Regions from separate parts of the Mus musculus genome. Here regions 2 and 3 are each linked to region 1. Evidence: chromatin loops called from intact Hi-C (ENCODE). Cell type or tissue: left cerebral cortex. All regions are shown on one strand.

Region 1 (8,000 bases):
ACGGAGCTTTTGCTTTATCTGGGATCAAGGATCCTGTATGGATAAAAGGCAAAGGAAGTCATTCACCTTGAACAAAAATATTTTCCTAAAATAGAGTCTTGCTATCTAAAGCTTCTTTAATTCCTTGGGTTTTGCCCTATGAAATCATTTTCCTTGAAGTTAAATCATTTCAAATCCCATAATAACAATTTGAGGGAGAGCTAGATTGCCATAGAAAACATAAGAGTATGGTGGAGTTCTAAGTCTAGCATTAAGGAGATTTGACCTGGTTAGGAAATCCATTCATGAAAGCAGTGTGGTTAGAGTTGGTGGGGAGCCATCCTGCTGAAGGAGCTAAGAGCACACAGGGAGAGCAGTTTTCTACAGCTCTGTGCTGCTGTAACTGGGGGACCAGCAGCTATCATACCTGGTTTACTTTAGCTGAAGCACGCTTTTCACATGTGCAAATCTCATGTTTCTGCTTGTATGTTTGTCTTTAGGAAGGAAAGCAGAGTCTGTGGGAGGAAGTATCAAAACTGGTCTACACACGCGTTCCTCAGTGGGGGAGAACCCTGTAATATAACAGAGTGGGACTCAGTTGCTGATTTATGTAATGTCTACAGAATTTCTTACTGCCCTGACCTTCTCTCATTCTTTGCCTCAGACTCCACAGCTCTAACAGGGATTGTGGTTTCTGTGAAGAAAAAAAAAAAAAAGATTAAAAAATGTAAATATATCTACAAATGTAAAACTTCAGAATTTCAAAATGTGATAAGATATTTTGTCACCCTATAGGTTTGATTTGATTTATTTAAAAGCTTCACCATTCTCTTGATAGTAGCTGACAGATCCATTCCTATTCCCATATGCTTTCTGCTATTTTAAAAGAAACAGTACACAATTGCCTCAGAGAAGCACCATGTGTTTCCCAAGTGTAGATCTGAAAACTATCCATCTGGCCACGCTGGCGTCTTTCTGAATTGTATGTGACTGAAAAAAAAATGTCTTCAACATTTTGAGACTCTTTGGCTAGATAAAGATGAGAATAAGACGACTTCCCTCCTGCCAGTTCCAGAAAATCAAATCTGGTCCTATAGCTTAGAGTTCATCGCCCACCTACCACTTGGGAGCTCCCCAGTCACCTGCCAGGGCACACCACACCCCTAGTGAATTCCTGGGCAGTGCAGTCTCTATGTCTGGCACTAGACTCTGTTTATACTGGTTTGATTAAAGCAGTGTTTTAAGGTTGGCTCTCCTATGATCTGTGAGATCCTAAGATGGAGACAAATGACCCACAATGCAATTCAGCTCTGCAAAGTGTTACGCAGTGTTAGAGAGACTAACCCAGGAGCAGCAGAGATATTCCCAGTTAAGAAGAGAGAGGATTTACTCTGTCGTCTCAGTGGGAAGATAGAAACTGAACAATCAAGATGCAAAGATGATGCCGGTGAGGAGAGAAGATAGCAGTGTCTGAAAACTCACGCAGACAAAACCAAGTTTGGAAATACAAAGTGCCTTAAATATTGGTCTTATAGAACATAAATATTCAAAATCATTTTCTAGATTTTTGAAATTATTATTCAAATGTCTTTAGAACTTCAAAAACACATTTATTTATTTATTTATTCATTCATTCATTCATTCATTCATTCATTCATGTGTTGGCATGAATGTGCTAGGGGGAGCATGTGTATGTATGAGGCAAACTTGTGGGAGTTGGCTTTCTCCATTTACCATGTTGGATACAGGCCATCAAGCTTGGCAGTGAGTGCCTTTACCCACTGAGCTATCTTGTCATCTTGCTGGCCCCAACATGTACATTCTTATGAGAATAATACTCACTTATGAGAGAGTAATTCTTAAATTATGGGCTAGGTACAATGCTATGGATCTCTCCCTCCCCAACTTCTCTCAGCTACCATTTATTATCGCTATACAGTCATCTATCCTTCTATACCTTCTTTGTTATTATTTTTTTACAGCAAAATGTTACTTGAATTAATCCTATAAATAAAAGCTTTTTCTCCCCTCAAAATTTTTTTGGAAATAGATAATAACATTAAATAGATATAGCTTCAAACAGGTTACATCAAACCACTAATCAAACAGTACTAACAACTTCATGGCTTACTGAGAGATTTAGGTATTTCTCCAGAAAATATTAAGGATAGAGTGCTTTCCCATATGTTGGCTGTGTTAAAGATACAAAGTCCAAGATCAAGGAGATGCAGACTATGTGTGTGGTGAGTGCTCTCTTGATGTTTACAGATTGTCATCTTCTCCTTGTATCCTCACATGTCGGAAAGCAGAAGGAGAACGAAACTCTCCCGTGTTTTCATAAAGATAATAATCATACGAACCCCACCCTTTTAAGCTAACTCCTCTTGACGGTCTCACCTCCTAGCCTATCACATTGTGGGGGAGGGGTTAAATTTTTTCAACATTTGAATTTTGGAGGGACACAAATATTCATCCCACACCAGAATACATAACTGAATTAATGGCTAAAATAATAAATCTGTTTAGAAAAAAATCACTACACATTATATTCTAGACAAATTATCATAGACTGGTTCACGGGTGACAGGTCATTTCAGTTATGTATTCTGTGGGATACTTTTATCACGACATCTATTAGAAGCCAAACTCCCAGGGAACCAGAACCATCTCCATGTCCCTAGAACCTCATCATAGTATCCAAGTGACTCACTTTTCTCATTCAGTGTCAAATAAGTTACTAGTACAGACATTAAGCCGCAGAGTTATCATCTGCTATCTGAACTGGTTCCTGTAATGGAAATATTGTTATCTAAACTAGATAGAACTGATATGAAGCTCTGACTGGCCTTTGGACTAGGGAAGCTTTCAAAAACATGGATTTCAGGCACTTTTTTGGAGAGCTGGTATTTCTTAGAGCCCTGTTTGTAGGAAGAAACTGTGTATTCATAAGCAGGGATGAAAGAGATGGGGTGTTGTTACAGACTCAGCCCGGAACCAGCTTGAAAGATGTGTTGGAAGGGAGAAAGAGTGGTAAAAATACCAGCTAGAGAGCAGTGTTAGTGAAACAATGTTTTCCTTTCTTGCCAAAAGGACATGTTTACTTTTTAAAAGTGGTTTTTTTTTTCATGTTGTATTTAAGAAATAAATTTGAAATCCAAATTATTGCCCAACAATATCGAGTGTAGTTGACACGCTGTCCAGTTTGGAGAAAGCTCTGCTCAAAGTTGCATGATCCAAATTTGTGTAAGAAAAAAAAATCCTTGACAGTCTTCTACTCTGTCGTGCCCAGGCTGAGGGCAGATGACTCACGGTATGAATTCAAGTTAAATCACTTAACCTTTTTCTCTTATTCAACCCATCTGGGAAGCTGAATCCAAGCGCTTCACTATGGAACAGATGGTGTGCCAAAGCTAAATTTTCCCAGATTAAAAAAGAGGAAAAATGTGTTATAAGCTCTGAAAGAACCAAATATGGAAAAAGACCAAGGATTAAAAGGAAAAGAGCTATAAATTGGATCAGACCTTTTCCCCTGTATTTTTTTTTTAAATAATGTAATGCTTAAAAAATAAGTTGTGTGAGATGATTTGGAGACAAAGTTAGAAGAATGTTTCATAAACTCCATATGTGCAGAGGTGGCCATGAAGGGCAGCATCAATGGTGAGGGCATGCTCTCTGCTGGCTCCATCACCAGTAACTCTCATGAAGCAGAGTCATCCCGATGTGTCTTTTGATTACATACTTGATACCTGTGAAACTGAGCACGCATAAAAACGATTTCTTAAGAATGTTTATGGAACTACCCGAATTGCAGCTTAATGAAACTTAATACTAGCTGACAGATTAAGATTATTCTAATACATTCTAGGATAAACATGATTCCTAACTGTCCTTAAAAACAAGTGTATTCACTGCTTTAAGGAAAGACACATTATTGACCTTCCTACGATGGTATGATTTTAATCTTACTGTGCATAAAAATGTTCTAATGTATATACATCTCTCATATTTTATGGAAGGAGAAATGTCCTATGGTCATAGATAAAACAAACATTTGGATGAACACAGTTGAAAGTAATAGGGAAAGCCTGCACCCTTTTGTTTCCTGACTGGTTCTGATAAGTATACAGGAAGTTAGCTTAGCATTTAAAAGATGCAGTTTATGGGTGAGGCTAGAACTGAAACCCGAGATAGTCACATTATAGACTTCCAGATGCCACACATAAAAATCCAGACGGGACTTTGGTCTAAGGAAGTACTCAGGAGGCTTCACTCTGGTTGAGGCAATGGATCCCTCACTACCAATGCAAACTTCTTTAGTTGATTTTCAAAATCATATTGTTTCAAAAATAAAAGTATGGGCATTTTTCTCAAGTAATCACTTTATTATTGAACTCTGATCACACTCCTGATAGGAGGGACTCCAGATGAGGTATAGATAAGTGAATAAGAAGAAACAAAGAGCAAGAAACAAATATTGCTTTTCTTAAGTAGAGTTTCATGTGTCCTTTACTCTAATTTCCTTCTAGGAAAACAATTGAAACCAGTTGGAATTACGACTTTTAATGCCAATAGCAATGAACACCCAGATAATGATTAATATCCAATGTAACATAGTCCTTGTTCAATATGGCAAATATATTCTTGGGAATGTGCCTTAGTCGCTGCTCTACTCCTGTGGAGAAACACCATAACCAAGGCAATTCAAACAAAAGAAAGCATTCAATTGGAGGCTTGATTAGAGTTTCAGAGGGTAAGTCATGATCCTTATGTCAGGGATCATGGTGGCAAGCAAGACGCTGGGACAGTAGCCAGGAACTGCATCCTGATCTGTGGGCAGAGAAAGCAAGACTGAGTCTAGCATGGGTTTTTGGGATATCAAAGCCCAGCTCTCCATAATACACTTTCTCCAAGAGGCCACACCTCCTAGTCCTTATAATCCTTTCAAACAGTTCGACTCCCAGGCATTCAAATATAAGAGTCTATGGGGGACATTCTTATTCAAACCACCACAGAATGCTTATGTAAATAAGTCTGATAGAAACTAATTAAATGTCTTGATACTTCTTAACTAATATGTATATGCATGCCCATGTATATGCAAATATTTTTATATATTCAAATTACATTTTCACTGCTCACAAAGTTTCACTAAAAACAAAGGCAAAAAACACTTGGTATGCCAAATTAAACTGCTTGAATCAAATTCTTGATATTCAATTAGGAGGCATGAAGCTTATATATTAATTTCAAAGAACCCTTTTCAGACAGGCCTCTTAAGGATTTTACTTGCTCCCTGGCCTGTGTGAGGTTGCCAGAATAGAGCTACAGCTAAAGATTCTGAGTTGAATCTTTCAGCAGGATTTTGAAGGCATATCCAGAATGTACAGGACCACCTTACTCACTCTGATGCATCAAATCCATGTGTATCCAAGGCAGTGTGACGGGGCCACCAACAGAGAGACGTCAGTTCTCTTAGATGATACAGTTCACTATTTCCTTTACTACTCACAGCACTATGCCTTCACAAAGTGCTTGATCTTCATCTTAAATATACATCCCTTAGTAATTCATGCTGAACCCCTCCCCCTACACGCACACGCACACACACACACACACACACACACACACACACACACAAGCACACGCACACGTTAAGTTCCCTGAACTTAACCTAAGATGGCATGATACTGGTTTCCATGAAGGTTGGGAGTCATTTCCAATCCCAACACAATACAGTCCTTGGCCAGAAATAGCTAAGTAGTCAGCCTTCCTTAAAAACACTTCATTCCCATGGAATATGCATAAAATAATCTTCATACAAATACTTTCAAAATTTTACTCTCTATCAGCCTAGAATAAAAGCATTCTTTTCGTTGTGCGATGATTAACATAAAAAAAACCTTACTAGAATTTTATAGAATCACAGCCCCAAAGTGGCCATACTATGCACATATGTTTCAAGCTTCACCTATTTCATGCTCACTCAAAATAGTTGTGCTTTCATGATTATAAGTCTCCAAATAGGTGGTGAGTTGGAAAGGAAAAATGAGACATTTCCATTTGAATGAACATTTTCTAGCTTGTTTTCTAAGCTCAAATTCGGTATGGCACCACTTAAAATTTTTGGTGACTCTATTAGATAAGGAACTGCCTTTTTGTAGCTATCAGGACAATTTTAGGGAGTATAGACTTAACACTTCAGAAAAAAGCTAAAGGAAATATATTTTTTAAATTTATCTTCTATTTTCATAGCACTATGGTAGCTTTTACATCATTATTACACTCAATCTTTCAACCTATTCTAGGGGTCAGTTGTTCTAGATGTTTTTGTGTGTCAACTTGACACAATCTGGAGTTATTACAGAAAAAGAAGGCTTCCTTGAGGAAATGTTTCCATGAGATCCAGCTGTAAGGCATTTTCTCAATTAATGATCAAGGCTGGGTGGGCCCATTGTAGGTGGTGCCATCCCTGGGCTGTTAGTCCTGGGTTCTATAAGAAAGCAAGCTGAGCAAGCCACAGAAGCAATCCAGTAAGCAGCATCCCTCCATGTATTCTGCATCAGCTTCTACCTCCAAGTTCCTGCCCTGTGTGAGTTCCAGTCCTAACTTCCTTTGGTGACGATTAGTGATGTGGAAGTGTAAGGAGAATAAACCCTTGCCTCCCCAACTTGCTTCTTGGTCATGATGTTTTGTGCAGGAATACAAACCTTGACTAAGACAGACATATACTTAATTTTCTTTTTTGTTTATGGGCTTTATTATGCCATTTTGATATACACTTATTGCTGTATGGTGATGCATTTGTTCAGTCTCCCAGTATACATTCCCTGTTCTCCTCTGGTTGGTTCCATTCCTACCCAGATAACATCTTTTGCTGCTTATGTGTCACATGTATTTCCATTACCATCTTTTTCCCCACCTCTCTTTTGATGTCTTCCTACTTTCTCATGGAACCATTTATACTTCCATGAGCTACACACAGAAATAAGTACATGCATGCATACAAACATACACATATACAAAATTTTAAATCTAGGTTCTCTCAAGTGTGGTTTTTTTTTTTTTTTTTTTTTTTTTTGCTTGACCTAATTATTTATAAGTCCGTCAATTTTCCTGAAAATGTTATTACTTATTTTTTTTAATGATTGAACAAAATTTCCTTGTGTATCTGTGCTACATTTTCTATGTCTAGTCATCTGTTGATGGACATCTAGGCTGGGTCCGTTTCCTGATATTATGAAAAATGAAGCAATAAACATGAATGCACAAACATCTCTGTGACATATTAACTAAGACTCTTTCAGGTGTAAATCCCAGATGGTATAGGAGGGCCATGTAGCAATTATATTGTTCTGCTCTTTGAGAAGTATCAATACTGATTTCCATAGTGACTGAATGAGTTTCTATTTCTACCACAGTAAATAAGAGTTCCTCTTTCCCCACATACTTGTCTGCATCTGTAAACAGTTTTCTTGGATACTGGGCTTCTGACTAAGGTGACACAGAATCTCTTTTTCCCAATTAATTAATTGCTTTACATACAGATCACAGCTTCCTCTCTCTCCTCTCTTCGAAGTCCTTCCCTTCCCCCCCCCCCACCCCCTTCCTTTGTCCTCAGAGAAGAGGAGGCCTCCCATGGATATCAACCCACATTGACCATTCAAGTTGCAGTAGAACTAGGTGCATCTTCTTCTGTTGAGGCTAGATAAGGCAGCCCAGTTAAGGGAAAGAGATCCAAAGGCAGTCAACAGAGTCAGAGAACCCCTGCTCCTGTAGTTAGGGGTCCCACTAACCTGCACATCTTTTACATATGTGTAGGGGACCTAGGTCTATCCCATGCGTGCTCTCTGGTTGGGTAGTCCAGTCTCAGTGAGCCTCTGTGGGCCCAGGTTAGTTGATTCTGAATGTTTTCTTGTGGTGTCCTTTACCTCTCCGGCTCCCTATAATCCTTCCTCCCACTCATCCACAAGAGTCTCTGAACTCCATCTAATGTTTGGCTGTGGGTCTCTGCATCTGTTTCC
Region 2 (8,000 bases), 88 kb after region 1:
TAAACACAGCCTGCTAATTCTGCATAATGTTACTTGTATGAATATTTTTTCAGGGCTAACCACTTGGCCATTTGGTTTTGGATAGCCAAGTGGTATGGTCTTCCTGGGAAAAAGTACTTCTCTTGCTTTTAACATTCTTTAGTTGCCAGTAGGTCTTTGGTGGCATTGAGTTTTTGTGAGCTTCCCCTCATCCACATTAGCATGTCTATTGTTGTTATCCTTAATCAGCTCATGTTCAGGTGGCCATGCATCTGACACTTCACAGGTATCACGCCTGACAGTTCTAGGAGACACAATCTTATAGCAATCTCTTTGATCCGCTGAGTCTTTCTACCCATCTTCTGAAATGATTCCTGAGTCTTAGGTGCGGGAGTTTAGTCGTAGATGTGTCTACTGGGACTGGTCTCCAAAAATCAGCAGATTGATTGGCTGTGAATTTCTGATGGTCCCTGCCCATTGCAAAGAGGAGCTTGCTTTGAGGAGTACACATATGTTGAAGATTGGAACTAGGAAACTCAGATGAGAGAGGACATATGATGTTTGGCTTTCTGGGTCTGGATTTCCTTCCTCAATATGACCTTCTCCAGTCCCATCATTTATCCTGCTGGATGTTAGGTATTGAGTTCTTTTTCAACCTTAAGAAATTAGCTTTCTTCATTCATGAATAAATATATTGCCTTAGTTCAGTCAAAAACAACATGATGATCTTGTAGTTGTCTTTGATAAATTTAATTGAATAGATCACAAATTAACATACTAAAATTCCTGTCTGAAATGAATGACAGTTTATAATTTATAGTCTTCAGAATTTTAGACTGGGTAGGTAGCTCAGTGGTTGAGTGTTTTGCCTAGCATGTGTGAGGACCTGGCTTCAACTCCTAAAACCATGCAGAAAGTGGTAGGGGGTGGGTGTGTGGGGGGTGCTAGGCTACAGATACAACTTATTCAGTAGAATGCTTACCAAACATGCACAAAGCCCTTGGTTCAATCCTCAACACCACATAAAATAGGTATGATAGTTTTACAGTTCAGGAGGAGGAAGCAAGAGTATTAGCATCAGAGGGTTAAGACTAGCCTCAGATATATAGCAAGTTTGATGCTAGACAAGAGACTGACTCAAACAGAATGGAATCTCTATATATCTATATAATAAGGCATATATGTATACATAATATATATTATTGAATATTTCAAAGTATTTCAAAGACTGAAGGAAACCTGATGTGATACTATAAGAAATATAAGGATGGGGACAGCTGAGGGTTGTACAGTGGATGTAATTGTGATTTCCAAGGAGTGTGGGAGAACAGAATAATCATGAGTCAAATGATAGATACAACTATATGCTACTGGAGGGAGGGTAAAGGCCTCAGAGGAAGGCAAGGGTGCAATTGAAAGGAAGAGAGATAGCATCTTGATGTTTCAGGGGCAGACTCTCACCTTGGACATGAGTAGACTCAAGCTTTTTTGATACATCTCCCAAGTCATGTATTCACTCTGAGCCTCAGTGTCTTTTGCCCTTCAAAGAGGGGGCACCGATAGTAACTCTTTGCAGGTTTCACGTAAGGAAATGTGTTTTACCACAAGTGCTGTACAAAGCATGGAACCTGACACTGAGGAAACCACCAGGAACAGTTAAACATCCTTTAAAAACACATCTAGTAAAGGACTTTCAGTGAGAAAAGGAAGGTAGCCAGCAGCTCAGGAAAGAGGAGGGGAGGACGGTCCAGGGAAGACATTGGTTTTTGCTTAGATGATATGCTCTTGAATAGCAGGAATGACCATGACAGATCTCAGAGACTTGATGCTGAGAAACCAAGGATGCTGTGTCCACTAAGAACTCTGAATGTCAGGGATGGCAGTGGCCTGGGGAGTCTCCAGGACACTCTGGAACCTTGGGCTGTTATCAAGTGGCCGTCAAGGGAACTCACAAAAGGATTCAAGAGCCCTGGTCAGGGGTGCACCTCATGGACCACTCCTTAACCAGAAGCAGGATAAGCTGGAGAACTATCAGTCTTTGAATGTTCTGTCTACATTGTCCTAAATTTGCTCTTGGGATTTGACTCAGTGTGTAGGATGGCAAAGAGAACAAACCTCAAGAACATCACAAGAAAATGTAGGAAAGATAAATGTGTGAAATGGAACAGTACAATCTGTAAGAGAAACGGGCACTTCAGAGTGTATGTGGAGCCAGGCGTGGGCCTGCTATGCTCTGCCTGGTCCAGGGAGGAGACTGCTTGGAAGGATCCTGGGCCGGACTTTGCCTGATAGATTTACCAGAGACCAAGAGAGGGAAGATAGATTACATGGCGATTTTGTAAAGTACAAAGTTGGTTACATATATCTATAAATAAAGTTTAAAGTCCATTGTGGGAGGGGCTGCTGGAGAGATGACTCAGTAGTTAAGGGCCCTTGCTGCTCTCCCAGTGAACTCTTGTTTGGTTCCTAGCACTCATGTTTGGCTGCCCACAACCACCTGTAACTACAACTTCAGGGCATCTGAGGATCTCTTCCAGCCTCTGGAAACACTTGCATTTATAGGCAGATACCTATATAAATGCTCATGTGCATGCACGTGTGTGCATGCGCGCGCGCGCACACACACACACACACACACACACACACACACACACACCTTCTAAAAATAAATCTTTATTTGTCATGCAATGAGTCACGATAATTACACTTTCTTACACTAGTACACCAGTTTACAGAGCATGCCAGAATCTTCTTTAATTCTTATCATACACAGGAAGATAGTGCTCGTTTTGTTCCTGATCTTGCAAATGAGGACAAAGTCTCAAAGGACTTTAAGTTGCATGCCCAGGGTGGCTCTGCTGTTACTGAAACCAGCTGCCTCGGTATTCATTCATATTCAGCAAACATGTAGTGGGTTCCTCTCCTCTGCCAGGCGCTTGGCCCGAGGCTGAAAATACAAAGACAATGCTCAAATGAATTCACAGAAAGCTGGGGGAAATACATCCAAAAACATGATTCAAATATAATGAAGCTAAAAAAATGATACAAGGTTGCATGTGACATTGTTAATTGAGACTATACACAAAGGGGACTGGGAACCTAAGCTGCTTAGGACAGGTGTCACCAGAAGCCCTTACAGAAGGAATAAGTAGGTGTTTAGGGGAGGAAGACAGAAAGCTGTTCAAGGCACTGACGCTCCACACAGAAAGCCATGGGAGCTCAATAGCACATTCTATGATGCCAACCTCAGAAATTAACAGCCTTGAGTTGCAGGTGGAAGGTGCAGAAGCCAAATTAAAAACAGTCTTTTCAGGCTGAGCTCAGGAGCCTGAATTTCCATGCTGTAAGTGGCTGGGATCCACTGGAGGATTTTAATTGTGTAAGTTGACAAGATCAGATTTGCTATTCAGAAAGCACACCCTGGCACAGATCGGTGGGTGGAATAGAAAGTGGTTGCCCTGGAGACAGGCAGACCCATTAGGAAGCTCTGACAAAGATCCAGGAGAGAGAAAATGAGGATAGTGGTTGGAGGAATGAGCAGATTCAAAGACATTTTAGAGGTGGAACGGATGGTCGGGAGACGCTCATTCAGTGTAAATGCTGAAGGAAAGGAAGAACCAAGGAGCGCTGTGGTTTCCAGCTTGGATTTCTATATGGATAGTGAATAATTAATGAAGATGTGGCGGGCGGGCATAATGGGGACTTAAGAGGGAGGTAGTTGTAGATGGACGTGATCAATATACATTTGTTTAAATGTGTATAACTTTCAAAGAGTAAGAGAATTATTATTTTAATAGATCAAGGTATAAAATACAAAAAAAAGTCAAATGGGGGGGGGGGTTTGCTAATGAATTCATATGTGACCTGTTGAATTTGATGTATCTTTTGGACTTGTAGGTGAAGAAGTCACATGTGGTGAATATATTATCATCAGAATGCGGAGCAATGAAATGTAAACAGATAGGAATCGTCACTAAAGCTCCAACTGCAGCCTCCGGGTGCCATAGCTTTTGCACCATCCATTTGCACCATCTCTGCAGTAAGTCCTAGCTCAAGCCTTACTCCAAAGTACAAATTAGCATAGCAGCTCAGTCAACAATGCCTCCGAGCTTCTGGAAAGAAAGATGCTCAGTCACCATAGACCCAGAATTAATGAAAAGTCACAGAAATAATAGCTCCATTCTCTACTTGCTTCTGAACCTCAAATCAGTGGTTGGCAACAAGGTAAGGGACTTACAGAAACTGCTGAAAGGACTTTCCGGTAAATAGAGCGCCAAGAGGAGTTTGCTTTGGATATCTGCTCTGACTAAACCATATATGTGCTTGTGCTACAAAACCTCTAGTTCCCATTCTTGACCTGAATCCCTTTTCTAGTTGGGAATTTCTTGCTTCTCTTTTTATTTTTTTTTCACCTGATCAAGTTACAAGAATTAGATGATATATATAGATACACATACATACATACATATATATATTAGATATAATTCGCCTATATTTCAGCTAGAAGATAACTTTTGGAGAAAAACAATTTTTTTTCTGCTTAGTTGTGAGAAAATGCCAGCAACATAAATTTCAGACCTCACAAATAAGAACCAATTTTTCTTTCAATAGAAATGAGCGGAGTGTTCGAGTAGAGAATTGTCACTATCAATACTTGCCCAAAAGACTGAATGGTCATTATCTATTCCCAAGTTGTGATAGATATGAAACAAGCAATACCATAATGTTTTGCTTTCCTCCCTCTCACAGGGAAGGAGCAAGGGGCTTTGAGGGAGCCTTCTGAGAGGAGGAAGACCATACTTAATGCTAATAACACGGGGAAGACGGAGACTGGGGATTGCAGTACAGAGTTTTGAGTTTCCAAAAAATTTTTGATAATGATCCTGTTCTAGGGATTTGATGAGCGACAAACATAAAAATTTTAAAGTGATCCAGAAACCTTTAAAACGAGATCTATCATATGACAAATGCTCATAAATAGCATGAGGATTAGATAAAAGAGGTTACTGACTTCCTCAAGGTGCCCAGAAAATAACTGACAGCATCCCAAGAACACAGTCCTTACTGTCCAGTACAAGCTCCTCTTCACTGTCCCAAGCCACACATGTACTCTGAGCACACGTGTTAATGAGACTCGTATTGTGTAGTAATTCTACTCTGAAGTTTGTTGCTTTGGCCTATGGATAGATTGAGAACCTTCGAAGCAATTAGCACCAATGATTGTTAGAATGAGAGGAGCAAGGTTAGTGATCTGCTCTAAAGAAGCAAGTGGCACCATGCTGTGTGAGCTGACCATTAGTCAGCATCACTTTAACCCAGGAAAGCCTGCTGCTGAAGTGGCCTAAGGTGATGAATCACAAGGAGCATCTTGCTCTTGACTTGGCTGCCATTAAAGTGATGCCAAGCACCACATAACCAACTGAAAGGCGTCAAGGGGTTGGCAAGCCACTTGCACAACAGAGTTTGATGTTAAGCATCTGGGAGTTTCCAGCATATGAAGGATACATGGGGGTTCCGAAATTACCTACATCACTGAGCACTGTACAGCTGTCACTTAATATTTAAACTGGATGAGAAATCACAAAAACTCTGGTTTCTCAAAAGCAGAACTACAAGCTGTCAAAGTTGTTGGGTCCTTGGAGGCTATCCCAACTTAATTACTTATTTCACAAATGGAGAAACGTGCCATTATTCATGTGGGCAGAAGAAAGAATACGGAGCTAGAATCCTTCCTGGGTATCTTGTTTTAGGGGATTATAGACATAGACTCTTAAGGAACACCATCTGTGCAAGAGGCACAGCGCACTGACTAAATGCATGCTGAGAGTCTCCTGGTTAAATCCACCCTCTTCCTGTTTCACTTCACATGCAGATGCTGGAAAGGGTAGGGACCTAATGAGAGGCAGCAGTCAGCCCCTCCCAGCTGTTCTTGCTCTAACCACATCCTGGTCAGGTGCCATTATTCCCTGGCTCCCCTGACTTATTCTTCACACTGTCCTCACTGATGATGGCTTTCCTAAAGCACTGTTGCCCTTCCAAAAACACTCCAACAAGGCAATTTATAGCTGACCTATGTTTTTCTAATAATGTTTTCTCTCCTCTCTTCATCCTGGAAATCCACGTGTCTCAGTTGCTCTCAATCACTGCCACGAGTCTGGTGATGCGCTAAGCTCGGGGCAGGATCTCAAGGGCTTTGAGGTAAATAAGGTACCCTCTGTGGGCTCTGTTTCAATTAGATGCTAGAGCAATTGTCATCATTTTAGAGAACAAAGATACTGTGATCGAAAACCGTGAAGGCTGCTGTCTATGTCATGCTTGTCCCTAGTTTACATGCATTTTCCAGATAACCAAATCCAATAAGCCCTGAGTGCACCCTGATCCCCTCTCCACTCCCGTGTCAGCTCCAAATGGATGGAAGATGACAGGAAGGAACTAGCTGGGACACAGAGCAAAACTTCTAGAGTTAATGAGACAGTAACTCTCATCTTAGTTCCTGATGAAGGACCTAAAGCTGTTTGGTGTGGCTAGGAGCATATGATTTTCCTGAGGGACCTGTTAAACAAGTCCCATCTCTCTTGAGTTTCAGCTTACATAGCCAGAAAATAAATCCTTTCCCTGTTCCAAGCAAAGTACTAGGACATCTTGCTTCTCTTGCCTCTACAGACAGCAAGATGACTTCATGGCTTTCTCTTTCACCACAGTCACTGGTGCTCAGTACAAATGAGACTCACCTTAGAAAGAAAGAAAAGAAAGAAAGAAAGAGAAAAAGAGGGGGAGGGAGAGAGGAGGGAGGGAGAAAGGGAGGAAAGAAGGAAGGGAGGGAGGGAGGGAGGAAGGAAGGAAGGGTGGATTTGGAAAACACACTTACAGCCTCCTAGAGAGGAAATAGGCCGTGAAACCTAATGAAGAAAGAACCATAGACCAAGGTCACAACAGCAAAAACAGAAAGAAAAAATATGAGCACATTACTTCGTAGAAGTAATACATAAAACATCTGCAGCAGAGGCATTATCTTCTACTTAATGAGCTAAATGCATTATTTATTAATCCTGTTATATGTGTGTATCAGAGGTCAGAGGGAAACTTGTAGGAGTCGATGTTCTTATTCCTTGTGTCTGGAGAATTGAACTCAGCCTATTAGGGTTGGTGGCAAAGGAATAGTTATAAACAGACCACCCCCCCCCCAAGCGACCACATGTAACTCATTGATTTTGGCAGGATGTCTGCATCATCTGTATTGACCTGCTCCCCAGATTAATACCGAAGCACTGCAATTTCTTGAGGATTATCCACCTAGGAGGAAATGATACGCTGGCCCATCCATAGTAGTCAAGGTATGTTCAACATCAAGAGAAGGTTTGCTGTGTAACAGGTAAGAACAGGTTTAAAAGTGTGGCTTTATATGATAGCAAAGCACAAATATTCCTAAGTATTACTGTAGTGTTCACAGTAGTCAAAATAAAGAATTAGCCCAGATGTCTGTCAACACATGAATTCCTTAAAAAAAAAAACCTTAGTATAAATACCCAGTGGAGCTTTTTGCAGATATATAAAGAAAGGATTGTGTCATTTTCAGGAAATAAATGAACTAGAGGTTATTGAGATAAGAGAGACTCAGAAAAAAAAAACCACTAAATTAATTGAATATAATGTTCCAGAAACATTCACATATGTAAGACAGTTGTAATAAAGATGTCATCACTGAGAGTAGAAATAGTATTTTCTGTGAGTCCCTGTGAGTCTATATGAGCTGTTTGTAAAAATAACAATAATAAACAAACATTGAATCACCCCTCACGACTGCATTTAAAGTTGATTAGAAGTTAGAAGTGAAGGTTTTGAAGGTTTTGTGTAGGATATTGAACTTTATAAATGAAGTTGCACGGGGACCTGGGTGTGGCTCAGTGGTAGAACACTTGTCCATATGCATAGGGCCTTGAGTGCAGTCACGCACACACAGAGAGACATGTGCAAACACAGCATAATAGCTACTTCAATTTTCAAAATCAATATATAGGTAA
Region 3 (8,000 bases), 60 kb after region 1:
CCTGCAGGCCCACGAGGCCTATGTTAGGGATTCCACGTATTTATCTTAAGAAAAAAAAAAACGACATGCTTTCAGTGTCCATGGCTGATCAGGAAATGAAACACCATATTGACCAGTGGAAGGAAAGAATAAATTGCTAAGGAACAGACTATAACAGGGGAACTGGGAAGGACACTCTGTAACAGAGGGTCACCATCACTTCCTTCTGGGCAGTAGGAGCCCAGGGCTGATATTCTGCCTCTGTTTTTATTACTTTCCAGTTCCTACGGTAAGACAACTTGACCAAGGTAGTTTATTTTTCAAAAATCTTCAATTCGGTATTACAGTTTCAGAGGGCTAGACTCTATAATGACAGAGCAAAGGCACAGCTGAGAGCTCACATCTTGCTGTGTAAATAGCAGGCAGAAACACACAGAGAGACATGAAGACAGACAAAGGTGAGATCATGAAAGACACAGAGAGAGAGGGGGGGAGAGAGAGGGAGAGAGAGAGAACACTGGAAATGACTCAAGTCTTAGAAACTTCAAAGTGCACCTCCAGTGACACACCGTCCCCAACACTGTCCCCAACAAGGCCATACCTCCCAACCCCTCACAAACAGTTCCACCAACTGGGGACCAAGTATTCACACTTATGAGGCTATGGAGGGCATTCACTCCCTGCTCTTCACGGGCTTATGGCTACATAATAGTGCAAAAGTCCCCAGAGTCTCTCACAGTCTCAAAACTGTTTTAAAAGTCCAATGTCTCTTCTGAGACTCAAGGCAATCTTTTACTTATAACTGCTGGTAAAAATAAAAAAATTAACCAAGTTATATAATTCCAACATATAATGGCATAGAATACACACACACACACACACACACACACACACACACACACACACACATATATATACCCTGCAGGGTAAATTCCAAATCCCATAGCTTCATGTCTGATGTCAAAAGGCTAAGATGTCTCTGTTCTCCCAGCTTTGCTTCCTGCAACACACTTCTCTTTCTTGATCTGGTCCCACTCCCCAGCTCTTCTTGGCAGATATTTCACAACTTTGACAACTCCAGCATCTGGACTATGTATGAGATACCATTTCCTGGCGATCCTTTTTACATCAAACTAGACATTCTGTATTCCCCTCCCCCTAGCTTGTTTACTCCTTGACATCGTAGAGCTGCATAAGAGGGGATTAGTAATAGCCACATAACAGAGTCAATATTACTTTCTCTTGAAATCTCCTCCATAAGGGAAGTTAGTCCATTACATTTTGATTTAGCCTTACGCAGATTCTTAGGACAAGGGCAGAACTTATCCATGTTCTTTGCTAAGATATCACAAAAATGATTCTCTAGCCCAGATGCTAATATTGCTCCCCTCCAAAACCTCTTGAGCTGCCCCTCCACAGTCTCCACTCAGCATGATGGTCTTCCATGCTTCTATTAGGAATACTCATGAAACCTGGCTCACGGTGTTCAAGTGCTTTCCCATGGCCAAGTCTTCCATATTACTCCAAAAGGCATTGCAGTCAGGTTCGAAGGAGCAGCAGTTCCATTCTCAGTACCATGACCAAGGAAATTTACAAAAGAAAGTGTTGAGTTTGGCTTTCGGTTTCAGAGTCCATGATGCTGGAGCAAAGGCATGGTGACAGAAACATCTGACAGCTCACATTTTGATCCACAAATGGGAAGCAGAGAAAGCACATTGGAAATGGCATGATTCTTTTGAAACCTTGAAACCCACCTCCAGCGACATACCTCCTCCCAGAAGCCCACATTTCGTAGTCCTTTCCAAGTAGTTCCACCAACTAGGAAACATCAGACATGGAGCTTCAAGATTTACAGTTTCTCTGCCCAGTTTTAATTTTGTTTCCCTTACTATGTTCCAATCCCCCTCACTTTTGAAATGATAATGTATATTCTGTACTGTTTTATGTTGGAAGTATGTAATTTGATTTCAATTTTTATAGGGGATAACAATTAAGAGATTATGATGAATTCAGAAAACAGTTTAAACTTTGAACTTCTACTCCCTTTTTAATTGAAAATAGTTTTTTTTTCATACAGTACATTCAAATTGTATGAAATCAGTTCTCCTCTCCCAACTCTTCCCAGACCACCCTCATTTCTCTATCCATCTAAATACACACTTTTTCTTTTTCTCCCTCTTGAAATACAAACATGCACTTAGAACAATCATAATCATAATATAATATAATACACTAAAGCCATATAAACCAGAATAGGATGAAGAAAGGAGGAGGATAAGCCAAGGAACAAGAAACACAAATAGACGGTAGATGCAGAGACACACATTTTTGTACACAGTTTTAAAACAGTGTTGAGACTGTGAAATAAACTGCATCTTCACTGTGATATGGCCACAAGCCTATGAGAGACAGAGTAAAATGTGGTGATTTGAATGAGAATTGCTTCCACAGGCACATGTGTATGAATACTTGGTCCCCAGTTGGTGGAAATGTTTCTGAGGGAGAAGATGGTTGCAGGAGGTATGTCTCTAGGCATGGACTTTGATATTTCAAAGATTTGATCCCTTCCCAGTGTGTTCTCTGCTTTCTGTTTGTGAACCCTCATCTGTTCCTGCTTCCAGGTCTTTTCTCCAACATCATGGTTTGAAATTGTAAGTACATTAAACATTTTCTTTGATAAATTTCCTTGGTCTTAGGGTTTTGCCTCAGCAATAGAAAAATAACTGACAGATGGTGAATGGTGCTGAATCTTACCATAAGATCTGGAGCTTGGAATAGCCTGTGATCTTGATGGAATGTCAGCGCACTCACTCTATTCAAGATATATTGAATTAGGACAACTGGGATGACCCAGAAATCCTTGATGTAACAAGGTGAACAGGTGCTGCTGATGCCATTTAAGATGCACTAATATGGAGTAAAATGCACACCGACCAACTAACCAAAACCTTGTGAGGAGCACACCAACTAACAAGCCAACTATTTGTAAGAAGCTGAAAACTTAGGTCAAGTGTTGAAGAAATAGACCAGAGGTCAGGAATTTGACAGACAAATTAAAACACAAACTTAATATTATGCTCGTAGTGGAGATGTTTTGCAAGGAAGCAACTACTATACTTGGAATCACATTGATTTTCTGATCTACCAGTAAAATTCACCCCAGTCACAAATAAAAGACAGATAGGGTAAAGATAAGAAAATACTTTGCAAACACTCTACGAAGGGCAACATAATAAATAATTTACCGGGAACATTGCCCAGGCATGAAAGAGTAAGTATCAAATTTGGAAAAATAGATAGTGAATTCCGGAACATAAATATGGAAATGAAATACATGGATGGGTTGGCAGGCATGCTCTTTCACAAATCCAGGATGACAATGACAGGTTCTTTCTCTGGACATTCTCAGAATGCTGATCAAAGAATTTGATACAGCTGCACACTGCCAGCAAGTAAATCCATGTGGAGATTTATAACTGAGGAACGTGTTTGTGAATTTGAATTGTTGGGTGAAAGATAAAAGTTTGCTTGTATCGTGTGTGTGTGTGTGTGTGTGTGTGTGTGTGTGTGTGTGTGTGTGTGTGATGGATACACATGTGAGAAAGGTGAAACATTTATAACAGGAACACATGAATCTGGCTAGGTGTAAGCTACAGTGTCTTAAAGAAGACCTGTATATGGAATAGAAGAGCCCTGTCTACAAAGACAGTCCTATGGGAGTCATGAAGAGAAGGAGGTGTAGGGACATCTGTTGCCTCGGCATCCAGCTCATGGTGCATGAAAGCAGCCAAGCAAGGACTGCTTTAGAAAAGAGGAGGAAGGTGTAAATGTAAGTGTCACTTTTCTTTCCTCAGATGAAGGGATGAGAGCCACACCCAAGTTTTGTGAGCACATGGCTTGGGATGAGCCCAGAGCGTTTCTATCTAACTATCCCTAGGCCTAGGCCTGGAAGCTTCTAGCCTTTGTACAATCTAATCTTCTGCAAGCCCAGAGCAGGAAGGCTTCAGCTTCCAGCCTCTGTTTGCTACCCTAGGCCTAGAATGTTTCAGCCTCCAAGATGTACTGCTGAATAAACTCACTCTTTCTAGCTCTTTTTAAAGGAGAGCCAGGCTGGCTGGTTCAAATCATCTGTTCTGGCTCCAAATCCTCTCCAAGCTGACTGGTTCACATTGGCTTCTCTTGGCTTCTGAATGAATCACTCTGCTTGTAAGAACTCCCTCTGAACTCTAGGAATTGAACTGCTCAACTGAATGGAATGGAACGGAACAGAACTGAATGGAATGGAATTACTCCAAACTTAACTAATTTGTTTCTTTTCTCTCTCCCTCACTGCACTTAAGTAGCTTCTCTTTCCTGTCTGTTCTTTTGGAAAGTTGGGAATTTCCTCTCTGACTTATTCTGTCTCTGATTCATCACTTTGTCTGTCCCTCAATTAGATGTCATTGATTGGGATCAAAGGTGTGTACTAAGGTTGTGTCTGTATTCCAGCCAGATCATAGCTTTCGATGTGATCCCTTGACGAAGCAGCCATGTTGCTGGATTAATGCTCTTCTACAGGAAGAAAACTCAAGATTTTTAATGGGGTTTAAGACAAAGGAGCTAATACTTCTGAGAAAAAATATAGAACAAGTTTGCATTCAAATAGTTAGACTAGAATAAATATTCCTAAATCTAAAAGCACCTGGATACCTTCAACTGTTTGAAATATATGATGCACAATTAACGGGCAATGACTTTGAAGTTGCCCTTGACTCCTTATCTTCTGTAGTGTGTAGTTTTTCCTGCCCTTGGGTGAACCATGCTACCAGTCCTGCCCAGGTTCCCTTGGATCCTTGGATGAAAGACACACACACACACACACACACACACACACACACACACACACACACACAGTAGTTTATTTCCAACCTGCCTTATTGGCTCAATTGCTGGATGTTTCTAATCGTCTGTAGCTGGTGAGCCTTTCCCAATATTGTTAGCTCAGCACCCTAACCTATCTGCCCTCAATTTTAGTTGCTCAGTTATATTTGGTCCCAGCTCAACACCCTAAATATGCCCTCAGCTTTAGTTGCTACCCCTGGCCTAGTCAGGGAAATGGCTGAAGGCCACTCCACCCTAAATCTCACATGGCTAGTGCCCTTTTCTCCCTCCAGTGCATGGTGAAAACTCCTCTTCCTCTCCTGCATCTCCCAGCCTACTTCCATGGACCTAGAAGTCCCATCTCTTTTCTTCCACCCAACAATTGGTCCTGAATTGGCATCTTTATTGATAGATCAAGAACCAACTGGGGAACAGGATCTTAGCATCAGAACCACCCTCTACAATCTCCCTCTTTTCCTTCTTTTTCTTACTCAGCATGTCTCATGTTAGTATACTCAACAGGTTAGAAGTTAGTGTATTTAACAAGGGAAACACAGACGTTATGTCTTTAGAATTGGTATTTTCTGAAGTTAAATACTATGTAAAATCAACATAAAAATAAAACGGCAAAGTCTATTTTAAAGCTCTGCAGATACAGAATGGCAATTGTAACTGTCTAGATGTTCAGTGAGATGTAGAAACTTTGGGTCTGGTCAGTTTTATGTGTGTGTGGTTTATTTAATAATAAGACTTATAAATTTAAAAACATTTAATATGTATTTTTGTATGTTTATAATTAATTTTGTGTTAACGTAAAAAGTTTTGTTTTCGCATTTTAATACACTGTAACATTATGACTTATTTTTATTAAGCCATCCCCTTCATTGTCCTCTGTAATTCCTTCTACCCTTTTCTTGCTGACTCTATTTCCCTTCAAACACCACCCCTCCCACCACCTCCTCCCCATTTTCATGTCATGTGTATGCCATTACTCTTCCTTTACCCACTTGCCAAATCTGTTAAGTCTTTTTCTCTCCCTTTCACGGTTTCCTTTCTGTACATGCCCACTTCCTCCTTCCCTGACATACATACACTTTTAAGTCTAGATTTTATATGTGAGAAGAAAACAAGTCTTATTTGTCTTTCTGTGTCTGGCTTACTTCTCTTAGCATACTGTTCTATCCATTTTCCTGAAAATTTCATGATTTCATTTTTCTTTATGACTAGAAGTTATTTTTGTGTATACGCATTACATTTTTTTTATCCATTCATCTATTGTTGGACATCTATGCTGACTCCATATCCTAGTTATTGTGAAGAATGCAGCAAAAAGACATGGGTATAAAAAGTTTCATTTTGGCACCTTGACTTAGAGTCCTTTGAATTTATTCCAAGGGGAGTTGTTGTTGGGTCATATAGTAGTCCTATTACCTAGTTTTTGTACCCCCATATGACAGGGACCATAGCTGTTGATATTCTCACCTGCAACGTATAAGGAATCCTGTTTTTCTATATCCTTGTCAGCATTTGTCATTTGGTTGTTTGATGATAGCCCTTCTGACTGGGATGAGATTGAATCTTAAAACAGTTTCAGTTAACATTTTTCGGATGGCTAAGGATGGTAAACATTTTTTTCAAACAGTTATTGGCCAATTGTATTTCTTTTTTTTTGTTGTTGTTTTGTTTTGTTTTGTTTTGTTTTTTGTTTTTTTTGAGACAGGGTTTCTCTGTTTAGCCCTGGCTGTCCTGGAGCTCACTTTGTAGACCAGGCTGGCCTCGAACTCAGAAATCTTCCTGCCTCTGCCTCCCGAGTGCTGGGATTAAAGGCATGCGCCACCACGCCCAGCTGCCAATTGTATTTCTTTTGAGAACTGTCTATTCTGTTCATTAATCTGATTACTGATTTTCATTAAAATGTTTATTGATTCAGTGAATTTTTAGAGTTGACATTTTGAAGTTCTTAAGATAATCTGGATGCAAATCCTTCCTATCTGGTGTATACTAGATATTTCTGGTTTCTTTGAAGACTCATTTGTGTCATGTGATGTTTTTCTGGAAACTGTCTTATAAAAGAATGGTTTTAATGAAACAGACGCATAGGAGGATGTTTTGCTGAGAACAAACACATTGTTTTATTCTGGAAGCTGCCTGAAAAAGGGAAATGTGATATTTTGCTAGAGTGGATGCTTGAGAGAACACATGCTGTTTGAAAAGGGTATAAATATGATGGGTAATGGTGTGTGGCATTGGTTTGCTTTGCCACTCTTTGCTGATCTTCATTGGTCATGACTTTGTAGAGAGGAAAACACACCAAAGAACTTCTGGTGGTGTTCTGGTGGCTTCTTGCCACTCCTGCAGGCATCGGCTGTTTGGCAGAGCCTCACAGTTTCTTCTGGATGACAGTGCTGTTGCTGATTCTTGAATGGTGTTTGCCAGTGGTTCAAGCTACCACTGCTGATTCACGTGAACAGAACTGCTGATATCTGACAACACAGATTGGATTCACCCCAAAGAACTATTTTTAAACAGCCCCACATCCTCCTTTCCCTATTAACTTTTCTTTTTCCTTAACTCTGGTGGGTGGTAGGCTAGAAGGAAAGTACCCTTATTAAAGTAGGTATTGAAAAATATAAGCCTACACTTGGCATCTTCATATTTTTCCCATCTTCAATTTTTGCTGATATTTAACATACCTCCCACTCCCTACCTCTGCACACACATAAGTCCATACATAGTCCAGTGACTTTGTGATTGTTGGAGACTGGTGGCAACTAGGGTGACAATACTTCTGGCACTTCTCATAATGACCACCCAACACTAATATCCCATCAAAAATGTAGAGAAGGAAGGGCCATAGGTATAGGGTTCCTTTTTTGTTTACCAAATTGAGTAATAAAAGCTTCCTGAAATTCTAGCTAAGAGGTGGGAACGCTAGGGAGCACACAATGAAAGAAGCCAAAACTAGCAGTGAGAAGCAACTTGATTATTTTGGAGGCTGAGATTCTAACAGATAAAATTGAGTATTAAACCATATGGGAAATTAAATTGATCAATGCCATGTAAGAATCAGGATGAGCAACAAGGAAAACTTATCATAGTTCAAATGATTTCTTTTATCAAAGACAAGTGATGTTAAATTAGCTGGGAAAGTGGTGTGCTTA

What was found. A loop is a pair of places that touch in the nucleus more often than their neighbours do. Peaks named below come from ENCODE experiments on the same cell type or tissue, not always from the same donor. Only the 100,000 strongest peaks of a DNase experiment are listed, where the experiment ranks them.
Region 2: it touches region 1 in a loop (9-fold over the local background); 5 of 42 quality-filtered maps call a loop at or near these places.
Region 3: a loop joins it to region 1, with 8 times the contacts of the local background. A loop is called at or near these places in 3 of 42 quality-filtered maps.

Annotation. Positions count from the first base shown.
Region 1 is chr14:105,714,198-105,722,197 of GRCm38, reverse strand. All of the region lies in intron 1 of Gm35967 (a long non-coding RNA gene), which reads left to right. Among named protein-coding and RNA genes, the nearest start is that of Gm35967, 10 kb to the left of the region's middle. In left cerebral cortex, no CTCF peak of the experiment used is centred here; DNase peaks (open chromatin) are centred at 471, 958, 2,975 and 3,345; H3K27ac peaks cover 3,928 bases.
Region 2 is chr14:105,626,691-105,634,690 of GRCm38, reverse strand. It overlaps Gm6145 (a long non-coding RNA gene), which reads left to right. Exons shown (of 7, transcript XR_004691309.1): 3 at 3,877-7,313. Among named protein-coding and RNA genes, the nearest start is that of Mir6390, 6.9 kb to the right of the region's middle. In left cerebral cortex, no CTCF peak of the experiment used is centred here; DNase peaks (open chromatin) are centred at 4,086, 5,408, 5,789, 6,494 and 3 more places; H3K4me3 peaks cover 233 bases; H3K27ac peaks cover 4,997 bases.
Region 3 is chr14:105,654,293-105,662,292 of GRCm38, reverse strand. No RefSeq gene overlaps it. Among named protein-coding and RNA genes, the nearest start is that of Gm6145, 14 kb to the right of the region's middle. In left cerebral cortex, no CTCF peak of the experiment used is centred here; DNase peaks (open chromatin) are centred at 3,395 and 3,813; H3K27ac peaks cover 686 bases.